2 separate regions of the Homo sapiens genome follow, and region 2 is linked to region 1. Evidence: chromatin contacts called from ENCODE Hi-C or POLR2A ChIA-PET data. All regions are on one chromosome and are shown on one strand. The core of a region is the stretch at or near the end of the contact, and the rest is flanking DNA. Distances in the headings are between cores, read along the strand shown. Region 1 overlaps LOC102724482 (a long non-coding RNA gene). Region 2 has its middle 17 kb from the start of HK2-DT.

The links. A loop is a pair of places that touch in the nucleus more often than their neighbours do. ChIA-PET counts read pairs that join two places held with the same protein, here RNA polymerase II (POLR2A). Pooled maps may share reads with other maps.
Region 2: a map of astrocyte of the cerebellum shows a loop between it and region 1 (9-fold over the local background). The contact joins two enhancer-like sites. A Hi-C loop is called at or near these places in 6 of 168 maps with a recorded cell type or tissue (Caco-2, HepG2, MCF 10A and 3 more), 1 of 37 single-sample maps with no recorded cell type and 1 of 50 pooled maps. POLR2A ChIA-PET finds 5 or more read pairs at or near these places in 7 of 52 experiments (A549, H1, HepG2 and 4 more).

What each region holds. Positions count from the first base shown.
Region 1 is chr2:74,766,185-74,772,276 of GRCh38, reverse strand. All of the region lies in intron 1 of LOC102724482 (a long non-coding RNA gene), which reads left to right. Among named protein-coding and RNA genes, the nearest start is that of HK2-DT, 65 kb to the left of the region's middle. Within about 2 kb of position 3,654, at least 3 of the 41 ENCODE cell types and tissues checked have a DNase peak (open chromatin) inside an H3K27ac peak, as active enhancers do.
Region 2 is chr2:74,814,454-74,819,769 of GRCh38, reverse strand. No RefSeq gene overlaps it. Among named protein-coding and RNA genes, the nearest start is that of HK2-DT, 17 kb to the left of the region's middle. Within about 2 kb of position 2,534, at least 2 of the 41 ENCODE cell types and tissues checked have a DNase peak (open chromatin) inside an H3K27ac peak, as active enhancers do.

The DNA.
Region 1 (6,092 bases), core at 2,405-4,904:
TGAGCAAGCCATCTTCTGTGGTCTTTGGGGATCCAGATGACTTTTATTTAGCTCTCTTCTTCCAAGACTTCTGGTATTGCCCTAAAATGTCTCAAAGACATTGGGCCATTCCTCTGTTCTGCAAACTTTCCAGTAACTGAGATGTAATTCCTTTGTACCTAGAGACTAGAACTCAAAGAGAGCAGAAAAATCCTGTTTTCTTGTCTTGGCACTAGTGTGGGAGAGGGTCAAGGGGTCTTCAGACACTTTTAATGTTCTAGAGAAAATATCTCCTACTTCACTCAAATCCCTTGCAAGTATAAACTTCCAAATACCATTGAAAATACATATTTTTAAAATAAAATCTGAAAATAAAACAGATCTGTTCTTTCCTAATGCAAAAAGGACTGCCAGAAACTGGTAGAGAATAAATACTTCAAAGAGCTGAATGGTGATTATTTGAATGAATGACAAACGAAGAAATGAGTGAGTACTCTATGGTGTCACAGAGTAGGTCTGTCTATAACTACATATGATAGATGCCAACCATAGGAAACTACTTTCCATTTTAGAAGTTAGAAGGGAATTAGATGCATGACCCAAAGTTCTTTTTAAAAGCAGTCCAGAGACATTTAAAATAATGCTGTCTTTAATATGGTGTCTCAGTGTAGCAAGTAGAATGTTTTCCAGGGTTCATTCTTTTTCGGCAGCACCTATTTTAAATGCATAGCTTGAAATTTGTGAGACCTTAGAGAGCAAGAGTTTCTTAACTATTGTTTAACTTCTCAAAATAATTCCAGAACTTTGACTTTCTTTCCTTCTTTCTTTCTTTTTCTTTTTCTTTCTTTCTTCCTTCCTTCTTTTTCCTTCCTTCCTTCCTTTCTTCCTTTTATTCTTTTTTTTTTTGAGATGGAGTCTCACCCTGTCACCCAGGCTGGAGTGTGGTGGCGTGATCTCAGCTCACTGCAACCTCCGCCTCCCAGGTTCAAGCGATTCTCCTGCCCCAGCCTCCCGAGTAGCTGGGATTACAGGCGCGTGACTCCATGCCTGGCTAATGTTTGTATTTTTAGTAGAGATGGGGTTTCACCATGTAGGTCAGGCTGGTCTCAAACTCCTGACCTCGTGATCTGCCCCCCTCGGCCTCCCAAAGTCCTAGGATTACAGGCATGAGCCACAGTGCCTGGCCCGTTTTATTCTTTTTCTTTCTTTCGAGACAGGAACTTAATCTGTCATTCGTGCTGGAGTGCAGTGGTGTGATCACAGCTCACTACAGCCTTGACTTCCCAGGCTCAGGTGATTCTCCCACCTCAGCTTTCCAGGTAGCTAGGATTACAGGTATGTGCCACCATGTCCAGCTAATTTTTTTAATACATATTTTTTGTAGGGATGGAGTCTCACTATGTTGCCCAGGCTGGTCTCAAATTCCTGGGCTTAAGTGATCCACCTTCCTGGGCCTCCCAAAGTGCTGGGATTACAGGCATGAGCCACCGCACCTGGGCTAGAACTTTGATTTCTAAGAATGGTTCTCAAATTTGAACAGACTTCAAAATCCTCTGGAGGGCTTGTTAAAATATAGATTGCTGTGCCCACCCCAGGCTCTCTGATTCAGCAGGTGCAGCCAGGGAGTTTGAACTTCTCTCAAGCTCCCAAGTTAGGCTGTAGGCCTAGCACTAGTTTTAAGAACCTGTGCTCCATAACACACTGGGGAGCTGCAGTGAGCACTTGGACAGGCAACAAACAGATTTCAAACACAGATTTTTTTTTACCTTTGGTTTCTATAGGTCACTGCTGCACGTTTTAATAGGCTCTCATTTTTACATACTATACTAATGACTATAAATATCTATTTCCTAATACATAAAAATGTTCACAGCATCTCTGGAGCGGTAATATGATGTGTGTTTTCATTGTCTTCTTTTTGTCTTTCAACTTTTTTTTGAGACGGAGTCTCGCTCTGTCGCCCAGGCTGGAGTGCGGTGGCGTGACCTCGGCTCACTGCAAGCTCCGCCTCCCAGGTTCATGCCATTCTCCTGCCTCAGCCTCCCAAATAGCTGGGACTACAGGCGGCCGCCACCAGCCCAGCTAATTTTTTTTTGTATTTTTAGTAGAGACGGGGTTTCATCGTGTTAGCCAGGATGGTCTTGATCTCCTGACCTGGTGATCAGCCTGCCTCAGCCTCCCAAAGTGCTGGGATCACAGGTGTGAGCCACCGTGCCCAGCCTTGTCTTTCTACATTTTATAAGTGGTTTGTCTTGAGCATATATAACCTTTATAATCAGAAAAAAATCTAAAGGCTAACAAAAGAAAGAAAACGTGGTAAGGGACAGTCTTGTTGGAAAGCTTGATATTTCTATCACTAGCTACACAGAGAACCAAGGGGGAAAGCATGAACATAGCAGCTAACATACTTCATGAGTGAGTCCAGTGTACTCCATTCTCACTGCATCAATTCAATTCACCTTCTGTAACCCTGAGGAGATGGGTACCATCATCTTCATCTTCATCATCCTCTTCATCAGCATCATCATCCTCTGCTTTTAACAGATGAGTAAACTGATGCACCTGGCTGGTAACTAGAAAAGCCAGGATTTGGACCCAGGAGTTTCAACTTCCATGTTAGCGTGCTTAACCCCACGTTACAAACCTTCCTGAGCATGTGAGACCATTGTCCCATCCTCCAGCAGAGAAGATCTTGGACAGCAGCTTTCCCTCACATTCTCTCATCTAAATGCTTTATGGATAGTCATTCATGCAGAAGCCTGGGTCTCCAGCAAGGGCTGGCATCTGCCCATCCTAATTTTTGTTTTAACCTGGTGAAAATGGGAGGAGAGTTATATGCACTGATGTTTCATTTAGGTAAAGGGTGCAATGTTGCAATCCATGAAGATCCTAACGCAAGAAAGGAGAAGAAGACTCTAAATATGAAGGTGATGCTCTACCGGACATATGAGTACCACAGGATTGTGGAAATCTGTGCTCCTCCAGCCTAGAGTCCCGACCCCATGAGCACAAGGAGATCCAGAGGGAAACCCTCCCCAGCTTTCCTGGAAAGCTGAGGATAAGGCCTCAATAAACATTTATTAGGGGCAGTTGTAGGCCACATTGTACCAGACACTTTACATACATTTTCTCTAATTCCCAATGCCCTCCAAAGTAGATCATTATCCTCTTCTCCACTTCACAGATAAGAAACTGTAGCACAGATAGGGTAAGTCATTTGCCCGTGGTCAGACAGCAAACAGGTCCCAGAGCTGGGGTTTCAACTACAATTTGAACCATGGTCTGCTACTCCAAAGGCCAAGCTCATCCTATGGCCCTGCCTTCTAGGTATATTGAGTGGCTTTCAGTTATCTGCTTTCTGCAGCACAGTCAGAAGTTGGTAGGGAGGAAGGCAAAGAACCAGGACTGACTGCAGCCTAATGATCTGCCTGGGGCTGGGATCTGGGGTCGGGGTATGAGGGTGGCAGCCCCAGAGCAGCTTGGGGTGGGAAGAATAGGACCAAACTGTAAGTGTGTGGGAGACGGAAGCAGAGGAGATGGGGAACCACAGCGCCTGCACTATCTTAGCCTTCTCAGGCCAGGCCAGCTGACTGGGCAGCCTTTGGCCTCACCCAGAAAGAGGGAGGGGAGGGTTCCTTTAACAGAATATGGATTGGAATCCCCAACCCTCCCCCCCACCACCCCCGACACCTAAGGCCTGTTAAGGCCAGGGCTGAGGCCCCAGGGTACACCCACCCTCAGGGCTGCCAGCTACTAGGTCCTCACTAGACAATCTTTTTTTTTTTTTTAGCTTCTAGACCTAAAAATAGGTCAAAGGAGTGGAGAGGGGAGGAAATAGCTAGACTCAAAATAATGTGTGGAATGATAAGCAAAGCTTACTGTGCATGAAATCTGGGTAGAGAAAACTATGTGGCCTTTTCTTTTTCAACATTTCCCATAGACGGTAAATTTGAAGTAAAAACATTGTTACTAAAATATAAAAATATTATAAAAGCTGTACTATCATTGTGTATTACCCATTTAAACATAAAGTAGTGAAGTTTTTAAAAATTAAATATATTCCTGGATCCCCCATCCCCCATACTTATATATTTGGGACAACAGCATCTGAGTGCCCTTTAACTGACTGGCAGCTCTGGGGTCCCCAACACTTTCATCTTCCCCTATCCCTCCAAAGCTTAGAGACCAGTCCATTGTTAACTTCAAACCACCTCAAAGCTGACTTTCCAAGTTCAGTTTCTTGTAGAATTTTTTTTTCATGATTTTTTGGGTTTATTTTATTTTTAATTTGAAAACCACTAACCTGTTTCTATGAGGGAAAATGTGCTTCAAGTTCCAGACCACACACTTTTAGGACACGATCTGTTCCTACTGCAGGTAACAGAACGACATAATCAATGAACTGGTATCAACTACTGCAAGAGGCAGTGAAACAGAACCTAGCCTCCCAACTCAGACATCAAAAGCATTCCACACTCCAGAGTAGCTGATGTTATGATTCCCTTTATCCTCTTTCAACTAAACACATCTATTCATGTTTTATCAATGATTTATCCAGCCCCTGCTATGAGCCAGCCACAAAGCCTGGCATTAGGAAGACTGAGATGAATAAGCTGAGGATGGTCAGCTTTGTGGGAAAGATGGATGGGGAAGCCAGTGAGCTCTCTTTAGTAGGGAGGGTGTGCAAAGAGACAGGGGGTCTCCAAGGGGAATGGCCCAGCTTCATGAAGAAGGTAATGCATAATTGAGACTCAAAAGATGAGTAAGTATTGGGAGTAGGGATGATTCTAAAGCATAGAGCACAAGCCTGGAAAGACACGACAACAAACCACAGGTGCCAGGTGGATCCACTAGACACCTGCCACCCCAACTTCCCCTTCACATGGAAAGGGCCATGGCCACAGGCCCCTAACCAGGTGAACTGGGACAGGTTGGCCTTCTACAAGAGTGGCTACTGATTGGATGAGTGGGCACCTAACCCAAAGACTCAGGCTGGCTGAGGTACCCGATGAGGTTTTCAATACCAGTGACAGTAACTAAATCAGCCAACCAACCTGGCTCCCTCTGGCATTTATGCAGAAGAATATCAGGAATTTGGCTGGTACGTGAAGAGTCAAGTGCACAGAATTAAGGACAGCAGACTAGACTAGGCACTAGACACTACATCTGCCTCCGCCTCTGCCTAAACTTTGAGTTCTCCTTTGAAGCTGTTCTGCATAACAAATCACCACAAAACCTAGTGGCTTATTATAATAATAATAATTTTATCTCTCACAATTTTCACAAGTCAGGAATTTGGGAAGGGCTCAGCGGGGTGGTTCTGGCTCAGGGTTTCTCAGGCAGTTGCAGTCAGGTGGTGGCTGGAGCTAGAAGAGCAGGGAGCTGGAGCATCCGAGGACTGGTGGGGTGTCTCTGCCTCTCATTACATCCCCTCAGAACTTCTCCATGGTGTCTCTCCTGATGGGCTAGTTTGGGCTTCCTCACAGCATGGTGCCTTCAGGGTAGCCTGCTTGCATGGCAGCTGAGGGCTTCCAGCTGAGAGTTGCAGCAAGCAAGGTAGGAGTTGCATTGCCTTTTTTGACCTAGCCTCAAAAGTCATTTGGCATCATTTCCACCTACTGTCTTGGTTGACCTGGTCACAAAGCCCAATCTATTTCCTTTTTTTTATTATTTTTAATTTTTGTGGGTACATAGTAGGTATGTATATTTATGGGGTACATGAGATGTTTTGATATAGGTATGCAGTGTGAAATATAAGCACATCATGGAGAATGGGGTATCCATCCCCTCAAGCATTTATCCTTTGAGTTACAAACAGTCCAATTATACTCTTTATTTAAAAATGTATAGGGTTTTTTTTTTTTAAGACTGAGTTTTGCTCTTGTTGACCAGGCTAGAGTACAGTGCGGGATCTTGGCCCACTGCAACCTCCGCCTCCTGGGTTCAAGCAATTCACCTGCCTCAGGCCTCCCAAGTAGCTGGGATTACAGGCCTGTCACCATGCCCAGCTAAATTTTTTGTATTTTTAGTAGAGATAGGGTTTCATCATGTTGGCCAGGCTGGTCTCAAACTCCTGACCTCAGGTAATCCACCTGCCTCAGCTTCCCAAAGTG
Region 2 (5,316 bases), core at 1,285-3,784, 49 kb before region 1:
GTTAGCTTTGCCAGATACCAACACCATCCCCAATGCTAGCCTAAAAACTGTTGTAACACCTTTGACATAACAGTAGAGGTTAAAGAGTTTAACACATGACACCAGACATGATTAGACAGACTAGTGGACAGAATAAAAAGCCCAGAGCCATGTAGTGGCTTAGTATACGATAAAGTTTTGGTTTTTCAAGTCATCAGGGAAAAGATGGATTAACCAGTAAATGGTGTTGGAACATCAGGAACATCAGGGTGACCATCTGGGAAGAAAAATTTATTTTGGATTCCTATCTTATTGGTTACAACAAGATAAATTACAGGTGGAGCAAAGATTTATGTGTAAAAAATCAAATTATTAGAAAAAATCATGGGAGAATGTACGTAATACCCTGTAATTAAAGCTTTCCTAAGTATCACACAAAAACCCAGATGCCTTAAAAGAAAGCTGAATTGAATTACATTAAAATTTTTTTAATTACTCAAGACAAGCCCACCATAAACAAACTTCCTGAAAATATAAATAACTTTTACAAATCAATAAGGAAAAAATTATTGTTCCATTTGAAAAAATAGGCAGATTATGAAGCGTTCATAGAAAAGGAAATATAAATGCTCAAAATCAAGCTTGTCCAACTCACGGCTCACAAGCCACATGTGGCCTAGGACAGCTTTGAATGTGGCCCAACACAAATCCATAAACTTTCTTAAAACATTATGAGATTTTTTTTTTTTTGAGATGGAGTTTCGCTCTTGTTGCCCAGGATGGAGTGCAATGGCGTGATCTCGGCTCACTGCAACCTCCACCTCCCAGGTTCAAGCAATTCTCCTGCCTCAGCCTCCCGAGTAGCTGGGATTACAGGCCTGCACCACCACGCCTGGCTAATTTTGTATTTTTAGTAGAGACGGGGTTCCTCCATGTTAAGGCTGGTCTTGAACTCCTGACTTCAGGTGTTCCGCCCGTCTCGGCCTCCCAAAGTGCTGGGATTACAGGCGTGAGCCACTGCGCCCGGCCAACATTATGAGATTTTTTTGTGATTTTTGTTTTGTTTTTCAGTTCATCAGCTATTGTTGGTGTTAGCGTATTTTCTGTGTGGCCCAAGACAATTCTTCTTCTTCCAATGTGGCCCAGGGAAGCCAAAAGATTGGACACCCCTGCTCTAAACATACAAATATATGCTTGTGGTCAAATAAAATGCGGCCGGGCGCAGTGGCTCATGCCTGTAATACCAGCACTTTGTGAGGCCGAGGTGGGCGGTCACAAGGTCAGGAGGTCAAGATCATCCTGGCTAACACGGTGAAACCCCATCTCTACTAAAAATACAGAAAAAAATAGCCTGGCGTGGTGGCGGTTGCCTGTAGTCCCAGCTACTCAGGAGGCTGAGACAGGAGAATGGCGTGAACCCGGGAGGCGGAGCCTGCAGTGAGCCGAGATCGTGCCACTGCACTCCAGCCTGGGAGACAGAGCCAGACTCCATCTCAAAAAAAAAAAAAAAAAAAAGCAAATTAAAATTATAATAACTGCATTTTTCAGTTCACAGATTAGCAAAATAGAAAAATTTTGTAAACTATACTGACAAAGATGTATAGAACAAGCATGGTCATAAATTACTCCAGATGGCAATTCAACAATCTCTATCAAATTAAAAATGAATGTATTTATACCCCTTGATTTTGAGGAATTTATTCATAAATATATTGTAATATATGTGTGAAATTTCATGCCATTTTCTTAATGTAAATTATGATTTGTCCAAAAAATGAAATACTATGTAGCTATAAAAACTTAGAACACTTTTTTGAGGCCAGGCACAGTGGCTCAAGCCTATAATCCCAGCACTTTGGGAGGCTGAGGCGGGCAGATCACTTGAGGCCAGGAGTTCGAGACCAGCCTGGCCAACATGGTGAAACTTCATCTCTACTAAAAATACAAAAATTAGCTGGGCATGGTGGCACGTGCCCTTAGTTCCAGCTACTCAGGAGGCTGAGGCAGGAGAATCACTTGGACCCGGGAGGCAGAGGTTGCAGTAAGCCGAGATTGAGCCATTGCACTCTAGCCTGGGTGACAGAGCAAGACTCCATCTTGAAAAGAAAAAAAAAAAAGTTAGAACACTTTTGGATTCCTGATGCAGAACATATTGTTCAGAGAACAGAGCAAGGTGCAGAACAATGGAAGAGTGGGAGGAGGGGAAGGAAAGTGCACTTATATGCATGTTTGTAAATGCACAGGATCTTCAGAATGTTATGCAAGAAACTTGCTAAGGGGAAGTGGGGCGGTGTGGACATAGAAGGGAAATTTAACATTTCATGTCTACCTTTCACACCCATTGAAGTTTATAGTATGTGCATCATGATAACATGTAATGACATTTTGAATAAAAGTATATACACATAATGCTACCAGTAGTTTTTCCAACAGTAACTTGATATCCACTGACTGATGGTTTTAATTTCTGTTGACTATATGTACAACCAAAAAAAGAGAAGTTTAAAAAGGAAGCAGAAAGAGACCACAGAGAAAGGGATCTGTTTTTATTCTGGGCTATGGTTTTTCTGGGCGCTTTGTGATAAAGTAATGCCTGCCTTTTTAAATCACAGGAGCATGAGAAATGGCTCTCCCTCCCTCTAGAGAGAGAGCTACGTGCAGCCTCAGAGAGTGAGGATCAGGGAGCAAAGATAACAGACTGATCGGTGGGAGCCTGTGCTGGTCAGCAGGGCCAGGCAGGTGGCTGGGGCTCTCTAGCCAAGACTGTCCGAAAGACCCGAAGGAAAGACATGAGAATGGGGCGGTTGATTCAGCAGTGGTGACCCAAGTCAAGGGCTAGAATGCCTGAGATCCCTCTGGAATACAGGGGCCAAAAAGAAAGGGCAGCCTCCTGGGCATGGAGAAAGGAGAAGCAAAAGAATAAATAAATAGTGAAGGCAGAGCACAGAAGCTTGAAAGGGCAAAGAATACCAGGATATGGAGTGGAAGTGTGGGAGGAGGGAGAGAAGCATAGAATACTGATCTCTCTTCATTTGTGTCTGGTGATTGTAGCAAGAGATAAGGCCTTTAACTCGGACCACATAGGTTGAGTTCACAGTTGGGGTAATCCTGGTGTGTTAATATTTACCCTCACTTAAAGAGCTATCAGCACACAGTTCTAAGAGCCTGGGCAGATGGGACTCTCAGAGAAGCACCAGCATGCCATGCCCTCAAGCCTGGAGTTTGCTCAGTATTGGTGTCATATTTTTGCTTAATTCACTCTCACCCAGCCCTGTTAGACCCTGTTCCCCTTGCCCTGTGGGTTTTCCTTACTTCATTCATTCCACAAGAATTTACAGAACACCGATTTACACCAAGCACTGTATCAAGCCCATAGATATACAGTGGTTAACATGTCAAGTGTGATCCTTACCTGAAGGAAGCTTACAGTCTAAGGAGGCATGAGAGATTTAAAAAGTAAATACCCAAATAAATATGTATTACAAGTTGTGTTACAGGCTATGAGGGAAAAAAAATGTGGTCTCTGAGAGTGAGAAGCTGGCAGCTGATTTTAGGTTGTGTGGTCAGGAAAGAGGGCTGCCTTGATGGACAGCTCTAAGGGACATTGTTCATGAAAATACAATGTGCATGACATGCCTCAGTGCCAGGCAGAGTGGGGGCCAGAAAGCCTTGCAGGAGAGGGAACCACATGCTCACAGGCACTGAAGCAGGAAATATCTTGGCAAGAACATGCCTCTGTGAGAAGTAGAGCAGGGCCAGCATAGATGAAGGGGGCGTGAGATGAACCTCAGCTCCAGGGAGAATCTGAAAGGCTATGAGAGGAAGGTGGGATTTTTATTCCAAGTTCAATGGGAAGCCTCTAAAGGGTACTAAGCAGGTCAGTGGCATGGTTCAGTGTGTGTGTGTGTGTGTGTGTGTGTGTGTGTGTGTGTGTATACATGTCATATGCCACATAATGATATTTCAGTCAACAATAGACCGCATATACAACAGCAGTCTCATAAGATTATAATATCATATTTTTACTGTACCTTATCTATGTTTAGATACACAAATACTATTGTACTCCAATTGCCTACAGTACTCAATAGAGTACCATGCTGTACAGGTTTGTAGCCTAGGAGCAATAGGCTATACCATACAGCCTAGGTGTGTAGTAGGCTCTACCATCTAGGTTTGTGTAAGAACACTCAATGATGTTCCCATAATGACAAAATCACCTAATGACGCATTTCTCAGGACATATTTTCATTGTTAAGAGACATGTTGACTGTGTATATATACAGCATTCCTAGGTATCTTCAAGGAATTGCTTCCAGAACTCCCCAGGGACACCAAAATACTCAAATTCCTGATATAAAATGGCATAGTTTTGGCATATAACCTACACACATCCTCCCATATACTTTAAATCATCCCTAGATTACTCCTAATACCTCATACAATGTAAATGCTATGCAAACAGTTGTACTGTATTGGTTTTTTAATTTGCATTATTTTTATTGTTGTATTGTTATTTTTAATTTTTTTCAAATATTTCTGATCCGCAGTTGGTTGAATTTCTGAATGCAGAATCTGCAAATACAGAGGGGTGATATTTTAATCACTCAGGCTGTTGTCTGGAACAAGGATTGGAAAAGAGCAGAAGGGGAACTGGTCAACCAGTTAGGAGGCCACTGAGCCAAACAGGCAAAAGATGATTGTGGTCTGGCAAACGATGATGGCTGTAGAGAGGGAGAAAAGCGGGTGGAGTCAAGACATGTTTTGGAGATAGAACTGACAGCACTTGCTGGTGGATTGGATATGAAGGATGAAGAGCGACTCCAGGTTCCTGACTTAAGCAAGTGAGAAGTACCCTTTATTGAGACAGAAATATGGGGAAGAATGGATTTGATGGATAGATCTGGAGTTCCATTTCAGACATGCTAAACTGAAATGCCTGTGATAACTCAAGCGGAGATCACAAGTGGACAGTTACATGAGTTTCTGTTCATATCAGAAATCTGGCTGCAGGTAAAATTTGGGAGTTGTCAAGTTCACTTATATTTAGAGGCATGGGAAAGGATGAGATCCTCTACTGAAGGGGTGTGGACAAAGAAGCTTTCATTCCTAATGTGCTTGAACTTTTTTAGTCTCTCATACATTGTGGACCACACTATAGAATGTTTTCCTGCAGCAGCTGGGAGCAAGTCTTCACCTTTGTCTTTGACAGTACCGACAGCGAAGCTACCTTTCTCTCCTCACCAGCAGATGTCTGCCTAACTTGATGCTTATAGAGTGCTGGGCTAGAGCACAGTGCCTCTTCTCCAGGGTCTCAGATCTTCTGCATGTGGGATT